Regions from separate parts of the Homo sapiens genome. Here region 2 is linked to region 1. A link is an interaction called in ENCODE POLR2A ChIA-PET data of the cell type or tissue named here. Cell type or tissue: HepG2. All regions are shown on one strand. Links, peaks and the distances in the headings refer to the core of each region. The heading gives the core; the rest is flanking DNA. Region 1 overlaps BTBD7 (BTB domain containing 7). Region 2 has its middle 13 kb from the start of MOAP1.

Evidence for each region. Peaks named below come from ENCODE experiments on the same cell type or tissue, not always from the same donor. Only the 100,000 strongest peaks of a DNase experiment are listed, where the experiment ranks them.
Region 2: POLR2A ChIA-PET joins it to region 1 with 6 read pairs; 1 of 35 experiments calls an interaction of 5 or more read pairs at or near these places.

The regions. Positions count from the first base shown.
Region 1 is chr14:93,278,516-93,282,907 of GRCh38, reverse strand. The region is part of intron 3 of BTBD7 (BTB domain containing 7); the gene reads left to right. Among named protein-coding and RNA genes, the nearest start is that of BTBD7, 52 kb to the left of the region's middle. In HepG2, for the core only: no CTCF peak of the experiment used is centred there; a DNase peak (open chromatin) is centred at 1,987.
Region 2 is chr14:93,169,570-93,173,961 of GRCh38, reverse strand. No RefSeq gene overlaps it. Among named protein-coding and RNA genes, the nearest start is that of MOAP1, 13 kb to the left of the region's middle. In HepG2, for the core only: no CTCF peak of the experiment used is centred there; a DNase peak (open chromatin) is centred at 2,410.

The DNA of each region.
Region 1 (4,392 bases), core at 144-4,143:
CATACCACCATTTATATATGACTTTCAAAGTAAAATAGAATAATTAACATCAATTGAGGCCAGGTGTGATGCCTCCCATCACCAAGGAATACAAAATGAATGGAGTCTAAGATACAGGTGATTTGGTATAAGGAAGATAGGACTGGGGAGGAGGCATTACTGACTAAAGAGGGAAAATGACAGAAGGAAGGAAGAACCTCTGCATTGTACAAATATCCTGGCTTTTCAAACTCAGAGTTGAGATACAGTTGAAGTTTCTGTCTTAAAACCAAGCATAGGCCGGGTGCGGTGGCTCGTGCCTGTAATTCCAACCCTTTGGGAGGCCAAGGCAGGCAGATCACGCAGTCAGGAGTTCAAGACCAGCCTGCCCAACATTGTGAAACCCCATCTCTACTAAAAATACAAAAATTAGCCAGGTGTGGTGGCGGATGCCTGTAATCCCAGCTACTCAGGAGTCTGAGGCAGGAGAATCGCTTGAACCCAGGAGGCAGAAGTTGTAGTGAGCTGAGAAATCGCACCACTGCACTCCAGCCTGGGCAACAGAGCGAAACTGTCTCAAAAAAAAAAAAAAAGAAAAAAGCATTGCTCTTATCTCCTAAAACATCCAGAGGAAGACTATCACAAGATGTAAGAATTCTGTTTACTTTTAGTTGTAGAAGTGGAAAAGAAACTATTCCAAGAATTAAGATAGATTGATAATGATATTACTTAGCTGTTACTGTGAAAACACTGCACTAAGATCTTTTTATGGAATACCTCACTTAATCTTTATAGTAACCTATGTGGTAACTGCTGTCATGCTTCCTGTAATAGAAATGAGGTAACAAATCCTAAGTTGCTACCTCTCCAAGGCTATTTCAACAGATCAAAAGATGAACTTCAAAACAAGAATGTATTGAGCACCTACTCTACACTCAGTGATCAAGCTTCATGTATACTTTGCACTTCAGCAGACTTTAGATAATACGATTGATAATATTCATAAATAAACCATCTCCTATAATAACTCTCTGGTAAAACTTTACCTCTGAATTAATTCATTTCAAAAACAATTCATGCTCATTGCTGGGGGAGAAAAGAAATGATACAGAAACATATCAGAAAGTGTATTTTTGTCTACTACCAATGCTTTTCCCAAATCCTTATTAGTGATATACTGTGGCCAGTTTGATGGTTTTCCTTACAAATCTTTATATGTGCATATCTGTGTGTGTATTTAACGTGCTATCTTATTCTGTTATAAATAACATCACACTATATAACTTTTTTTCATACTTAATAAACCTTGGGAAAATGTTTATGTCAGTATATATAGAGTTTACTTTTGAATAACTGATGTTTTTTAAGTTACTGTCTAAAAATACAAGTAATAGGTTGGGTGGTCAGATAACACAGATAATACTAAAAGTGTTTAAGAACTATAAAGTCTCACTCCTCTGTGATAACTACTGTCAACAAAAAGTACCTTTTGGGCTAGGTGAGGCGGCTCATGCCTGTAATCCCAGCAGTTTGGGAGGCTGAGGCGGGTGGATGGCTTGAGTCCAGGAGTTTGAGACCTGCCTAGGCAACACGGTGAAACTCTGCCTCTACAAAAAAAAATACAAAAATTAGGGCACAGCGGCTCATGCCTGTAATCCTAGCATTTTGGGAGGCCAAGGCAGGCAGATCGCTTGAGTCCAGGAGTTTGAGATCAGCATGGATAACATGGTGAAACTCCATCTCTACAAAAAAAAAAAAAAAAGAGCCAGGCATAGTGGTGCACACCTGTGGTCCCAGCTCTTTGGGAGGCTGAAGTGGGAGGATCAAGAGCCCAAGAAGCGCAGATTGCAGTGAGCCAAGGTTGTGCCACTGCACTCCAGCCTGGCTGACAGAGTAAGACCCTGTCTCAAAAACAGAACAAAACAAAAATTAGCTGGGCGTGGTGGTGGGTGCCTATAGTCCCAGCCACTCAGAAGGCTGAGATGGGAGGATTGCTTGAGTCCACCGAGGTCAAGGCTACAGTGAGTTGTGATTCAGCCTGGATGACAGAGTAAGATCTGTTTCAAAAAAAAAAAAAAAGGTGCCTTTTTATAAATAATACCTTCAAAGGACCGAATCTTAGTTCAGAGTATATATATGATGGGACTGCTAAAACACTCGGTGAATATAAACTGTCCAGAAATTGCCTGGCTTCAACCATTTTTTCATATATTTGGTCTCTATTGTAAATTAACATGGGCTGGCCTTACTAAATATGTCTCCACAAGGGGATTACTTGATATATTAAAAGACTTTGAGCTCTGTTACGATTCTTTGCACTAAAACATTTTTATGTATCTCATACTTAGGTATTGGCATGTTTATGTTTATAAAACTTCTGATAAATGTTATACATGTCATGAAATTTAAGGGTGAAATATACATACATCTGAAAGTAGTGCCAAAAAACTGAAAATATATTTGCACACTTAAATGTCTTTGTTTCTAGCGATATTCATCTTCAACCATAATAGCCTTTTCTGAAGTGGTTTGTTTGGTTTTTATATTAGGTTTTCGTTGTCAGTGTTCCTTTCTAATTGACGTTTACATTGTTTACATTAAAGAACAGTGCTGAATTTTGAAACCGATTCAGTAAATTTTCTCTGGAAAGTACATGGGCATTACCTTGTTTTTCTAAATCTTTTGACATCTGAGCTTGTATCTAATTATGAGCAGTCAGAAGTTTTTCTAAGCTAAACTGCATGATTAGTTGTTATTTTTGTGCCTCATCTTAAACCCTAGATTGATAGTTTTTTGTTTATAAGTATGAACAGTAAAATAGTAAGAAGCTAAAGTTTTCTGTGGTGTGAACACCACTTCTAAACTACATTTTGATGTCAAATTTTTAGAGGCAGTAGATTAAATAAAAGTAGATGGATACAGTATTATAGATCTGATCATCACATTAGGTCTATAAACCTGAGAGAACAGCTGCTGTCCTAGTTTTCAAGCAAATAAAGGTAACAATGGGACATTATTGGAGCTAAAAAAGATATAGCCTATCAACTCAAATAAGCCCCTTGGTATAGAATTAGCACCATGATTCCTATACTCATTTAACAAACACTTATTGAGCTCTTACTGTGTGCCAGAACCTGAGATTAAAGTAATGAAAATGATAGTCCATCAGTCTGGCCAACATGGTGAAACCTTGTCTCTACTAAAAATACAAAAATTAGCTGGACGTGGTCATGGGCACCTGTAATCCCAGCTGCTCGGGAGGCTGAGGCAGGAGAATCGCTTGAACCCGGGAGTCGGAGGTTGCAGTGAGCTGGGATCACGCCACTGCACTCCAGCCTGGGCAACAGAGCGAGACTCTGTCTCAACGAAAAAAAGAAGAAAAGGATAGTCCAGTGTTAAGTACCAATAGGCAGTTAGAGTGTGAGTGCCCTAATAGAACACTGGGTGCTGGGGGAGTACCTAGGAGGACGAGAAGCCCCAGACCCCAATATGGAAGGGGAGGGCAGGAGGACATATCAGAAACTTCCCAGACAATGAGACCTGGAGTAGGAGTTAAGCAAAGATTGGAGGTAAAAGCGAGCATATCAGGCAGCAGGAACTGGCCTAGAGATAAATGACAGCTAGGCCTTTTTGGCTGGAGATGCTGGGGTTGCAAAGAGAGGTATGGCAAGAAATGAGGCAACAGAGGCAAACACGGCTATAAGATAAAGAATTCAGTATACTAAACTGAGACAATTGGCTTTATCCTCACTATCATAAATCTTGTGGCCTGATTACATTTGTATTTTCTAAAAGCTCTCTTTGGATGTAGCATGTGAAGACCGTAAGAAATGTTCTAGAAATAGTGAGGGTCTTAAAAGTACATACATTCTGCTGTAAGTAGATGAAATCTGTAAATTTTATATCAAAATTACTAATTCTTTTTAAAAGTTTTATGCTCTGTGTATTCATTTGTTCAGGAGAATTTGTGGGGCACCTGTTCTTTTTCAGGCACTGTGTCAAGCACTTTACTCACGTTGTCCTCTGTGGTAGGTTTTTCCTCCATTTACAGCCAAATGGGGTACCAAAAATTCACCTAAGTGCTGGGATTACATGCCTGAGCCACTATGCGTGGCCAAGACTATTAAAAGGGACAGAAACTTGAAAGATAGGCTTCTATATGGATAAATAGTCATGTACCACATAATGATGTTTCAGTCAACAGCAGACCACATGTACAATGGTGGTCCTATAAGGTTATAAAATACGTACTTCCACTCTACTTTTTTAATGTTTAGATGTGTTTAGATGAACAAATACCATTGCATTACCATGTTACAGCTAGAAAGTGTTAAGGCCAAGATTTGAATCCTGGTCCTTGTGATTCCACAGCTACTCTTCCACAGGTAGGGGGAAGAGGGAATATGATCTCTG
Region 2 (4,392 bases), core at 393-4,392, 110 kb after region 1:
GCTGTCTTAGAGGCTGCTGCTGACAGCTGTTAGTTTTACCTATGCAGAGAAAAAGCCTATATTTTTGTTACTTCTAACTTTATATTTTACCTACAAATGACAAAATTCCTCTATTAGAACTAGATTAAAAGAGAAAAAAATCCTCCATCCATTCCTTCATGTATCCGAGTAGTAAGCACAGAATTGCCCTGTGTCCATTCTAAAGGGTGCTAGAGGCCATTTGAGGTTCACTAGTGAACAGCCAGCATATGTTCACTTTTTTAGCGTACAAGCATAAGTGTCTCCTAAATCTTCCCTATTCCAAGCTGTAAATGTCCAGCTGCTTCTCGGCTTCCCCGATTCCCTCCTGATCTCACTTCCCTCCCTTCTGAGTGTACTTTAAGAATAAGCAATAAGCCGGGTGCGGTGGCTCACACCTGTAATCCCAGCACTTTGGGATGCCAAGGCAGGCGGATCACCTGAGGTCAGGAGTTCGAGACCAGCTTGGCCAATATGGTGAAACCCCGTCTCTACTAAAAATACAAAAACTAGTCAGGGGTGGTGGCGCATGCCTGTAATCCCAGCTACTTGGGAGGCTGAGGCAGGAGAATCACTTGAACCCAGGAGGCAGAGGTTGCAGTGAGCCAAGATTGCGCCACTGCACTCCAGCCTGGGTAAGAGAGGGGACTCTGTCTCAAAAAAAAAAAAAAAGAAGAAGCAATAACCTGCTTGGCCTCTGACACTCTCACACCTCTTTCGGAGTGGGGAGAAGACTTACCTTGTACCAACCAGCTTCTGGTTTCTAAGCAACTGTACCCTAAATATTTAACAAAAGCTTTTATTTTTTTACTTTTGTCTCACTCTTTTGCACAGGCTGGTGTACAGTGGCACGATCACAGCTCACTGCAACATTGACCTCCCAGGCTCAAGCGATCCTCCCACCTCAGGTGCCTGAGTAGCTGGGACTACAGGTGCATGCCATCACACTAGGCCATTTTATTTTATTTTTATTTCTATAGCGATGGAGTCTTGCCATGTTGCCCAGGCTTGTCTGGAACTCCTGGGCTCAAAGCAATCCTCCTGCCTCAGCCTCCCTCAGGCTTACAAGTGTGAGCCACCACACCCAGCAACAAAAGCTATTAAAGTGTGCATTCCTTTCATCTAACATATTCTATAGAAATGTATCCCAAGAAACTAAATAAGGATGTCTACAAAGAATGGGCTAAAATGTTTTTCATTGCAATATTTTTTATAATTGTGAAAAAATCAGAAACCATATAAATGTCCAATCATAACTGATAGATTAAGTAAATTATGCAATGTCCAAAGGACTATAAACTCAGTAGCCATTACAAATTTTGTACTGAGGGCTGGGCATGGTGGCTTATACCTGTAATCCAGCAGTTTGGGAAGCTGGAGTGGAAGGATTGCTTGAGCCCAAGAGTTGGAGACTAGCCTGGGCAACATAGTGAGACCCCTGTCTCCATGAAAAAAAAAATTAGCCAGGCGTGGTGGTGTGCACCTGTGGTCCCTGCTATTTGGGAAGCTGAGACAGAAGGATCACTTTAGCCTAGGAGGTCAAGGTTACTGCGATCAAGGCACTGCACTCCAGCCTGGTCAATATAGCAAGATCCTATCTATATTAAAAAACAAAAAACTTGCATTGAGTTGTAAGTATTGCAGTTGCTGTTTTCGTAGGTCAAAACTATTTGAATTTGGGTAATTTCATGTTTCAACCTAATAGAAGGATTTTTTTTTTTTTTGCATACAAATAGGTTCACAACCTACCATGTAGTGAAAAAAGGCCAGGTGCAGTGTCTCACACCTGTAATCCCAGCACTTTGGAAGACTGAGGTGGGTGGATCACCTGAGGTCAGGAGTTTGAGACCAGCCTGGCTAACACGGTGAAACCCGTCTCTACTAAAAATACAAAAATTAGCTGGGCGTGGTGGCAGGCACCTGTAATCCCAGCTCAAGGCTGAGGCAGGAGAATCGCTTGAATCTGGGAGGCAGAGGTTGCAGTGAGCCGAGGTTGTGCCATTGCATTCCAGCCTGGGCGACAAAAGCGAAACTCCATCTCAAAAAAAAAAAAAAAAAAGAAAGAAAGAAAGAAAAAAAGAAAAGAAAAAAAGAAAAAAGCAGAGTACAACAGTATTTATGGAACAATCTCATTTTTATATTGGCAAATACATATAAATTATTTGTTAACAAAAAAAGTCTTGGAGAGGCATATGCCAAAATGTTAACAGCAGTTATCTGTGGGTAGCAGAATTATGAGCAATTTTAACCTTTTTTAAAATGAAGTTTTGGCTTTTCTCCAATGAATACTTCCTATTTGTGTAATGTTTACAGATTCTTGAATAAATGAAATAAAAGAAACCACAAGAGATAAATTGTGAGCTTGAGTCTGGGAGGTCAAGGCTGCAGTGAGCTGTGATCATGCCACTTGCACTTCAGCCTGGGTGACAAAGCAAAAAATAAAAATAAAAAAATCCTTCACTTAAAAATATCTGTGGTTGGCCAGGTACGGTGGCTCATGCCTGTAATCCCAGGATTTTGGGAGGCCGAGATGGGCGGATCACAAGGTTAGCAGATCGAGACCATCCTGGCTAGCACGGTGAAACCCCGTCTCTACTGAAAATACAAAAAATTGGCCGGGCGCGGTGGCTCACGCCTGTAATCCCAGCACTTTGGGAGGCCGAGGCGGGTGGATCATGAGGTCAGGAGATCGAGACCATCCTGGCTAACAAGGTGAAACCCCGTCTCTACTAAAAATACAAAAAATTAGCCGGGTGCGGTGGCGGACGCCTGTAGTCCCAGCTACTCGGGAGGCTGAGGCAGGAGAATGGCGTGAACCCGGGAGGCGGAGCTTGTAGTGAGCCGAGATCACGCCACTGCACTTCAGCCTGGGCAACAGAGCGACTCCGTCAAAAAAAAAAAAAAATCTGCGATTAATTCTTGTTGATCTTATGGGGAAAAAAAATCTGCAAAGACCCTTTTTCTTTCTTTCTTTCTCTCTTTCTCTCTCTTCTTTCTTTCTCTTTCTTTTCTTTTCTTTTTTTTTTTTTTTGAGACGGAGTCTCACTCTGTTGCCCAGGCTGTAATGCAGTGGTGCAGTCTCAGCTCACTGCAACCTCCGCCTCCTGGGCTCAAGTGATTCTCCTGCCTCAGCCTCCCGAGTAGCTGGGATTATAGGCGAGAGCCACCACTTCTGGCTAATTTTTGTATTTTTAGTAAAGATGGGGTTTCACCAAGTTGGCCAGGCTGGTCTCGAACTCCTGACCTCAAGTGATCCACCTGTCTCAGCCTCCCAAAGTGCTGGGATTACAGACATTGAGATGTGACAGCATGCTGGCAGTCCTCACAGCCCTCGCTCGCTCTCGGCGCCTCCTCTGCCTGGACTCCCACTTTGGCGGCACTTGAGGAGCCCTTCAGCCCACTGCTGCACTGTGGGAGCCCCTTTCTGGGCTGGCCAAGGCCGAAGCCCACTCCCTCCGCTTGCAGGGAGGTGTGGAGGGAGAGGCCCGAGCCGGAACCTGGGCTGCCTGCGGTGCTTGTGGGCCAGCTGGAGTTCCGGGTGGGCGTGGGCTTGGCAGGCCCTGGGCAATGAGGGACTTAGCACCCAGGCCAGCGGCTGCGGAGGGTGTACTGGGTCCCCCAGCAGTGCCAGCCCACCGGCACTGTGCTCGATTTCTCACGGGGCATTAGCTGCCTCCCCGCCGGGCAGGGCTCGGGACCTGCAGCCCGCCATGCCTGAGCCTCCCACCCCCTCCATGGACTCCTGTGCAGCCCCAGCCTCCCCGACGAGTGCCACCCCCTGCTCCACGGCGCCCAGTCCCATCGACCACCCAAGGGCTGAGGAGTGCGAGCGCACGGCAGCGAGGGACTGGCAGGCAGCTCCACCTGCAGCCCTGGTGCCAGTTCCGCTGGGTGAAGCCAGCTGGGCTCCTGAGTCTGGTGGGGATGTGGAGAATCTTTATGCCTAGCTCAGGGATTGTAAATACTCCAATGGGCACTCTGTATCTAACTCAAGGTTTGTAAACACACCAATCAGCACCCTATGTCTAGCTCAGGGTTTGTGAGTGCACGAATCAACACTCTGTATCTAGCTGCTCTGGTGGGGCCTTGGAGAACCTTTATGTCTAGCTCAGGGATTGTAAATACACCAATCAGCGCCCTGTCAAAACAGGCCACTCGGCTCTACCAATCAGCAGGATGTGGGTGGGGCCAGATAAGAGAATAAAAGCAGGCTGCCGGAGCTAGCAGTGGCAATCCGCTCGGGTCTCCTTCCCCACTGTGGAAGCTTTGTTCTTTGAAATAAATCTTGCCACTGCCCACTTTTTGGGTCCACACTCCTTTTATGAGCTGTAACACTCACCGCGAAAGTCCGCAGCTTCACTCCTGAAGCCAGCG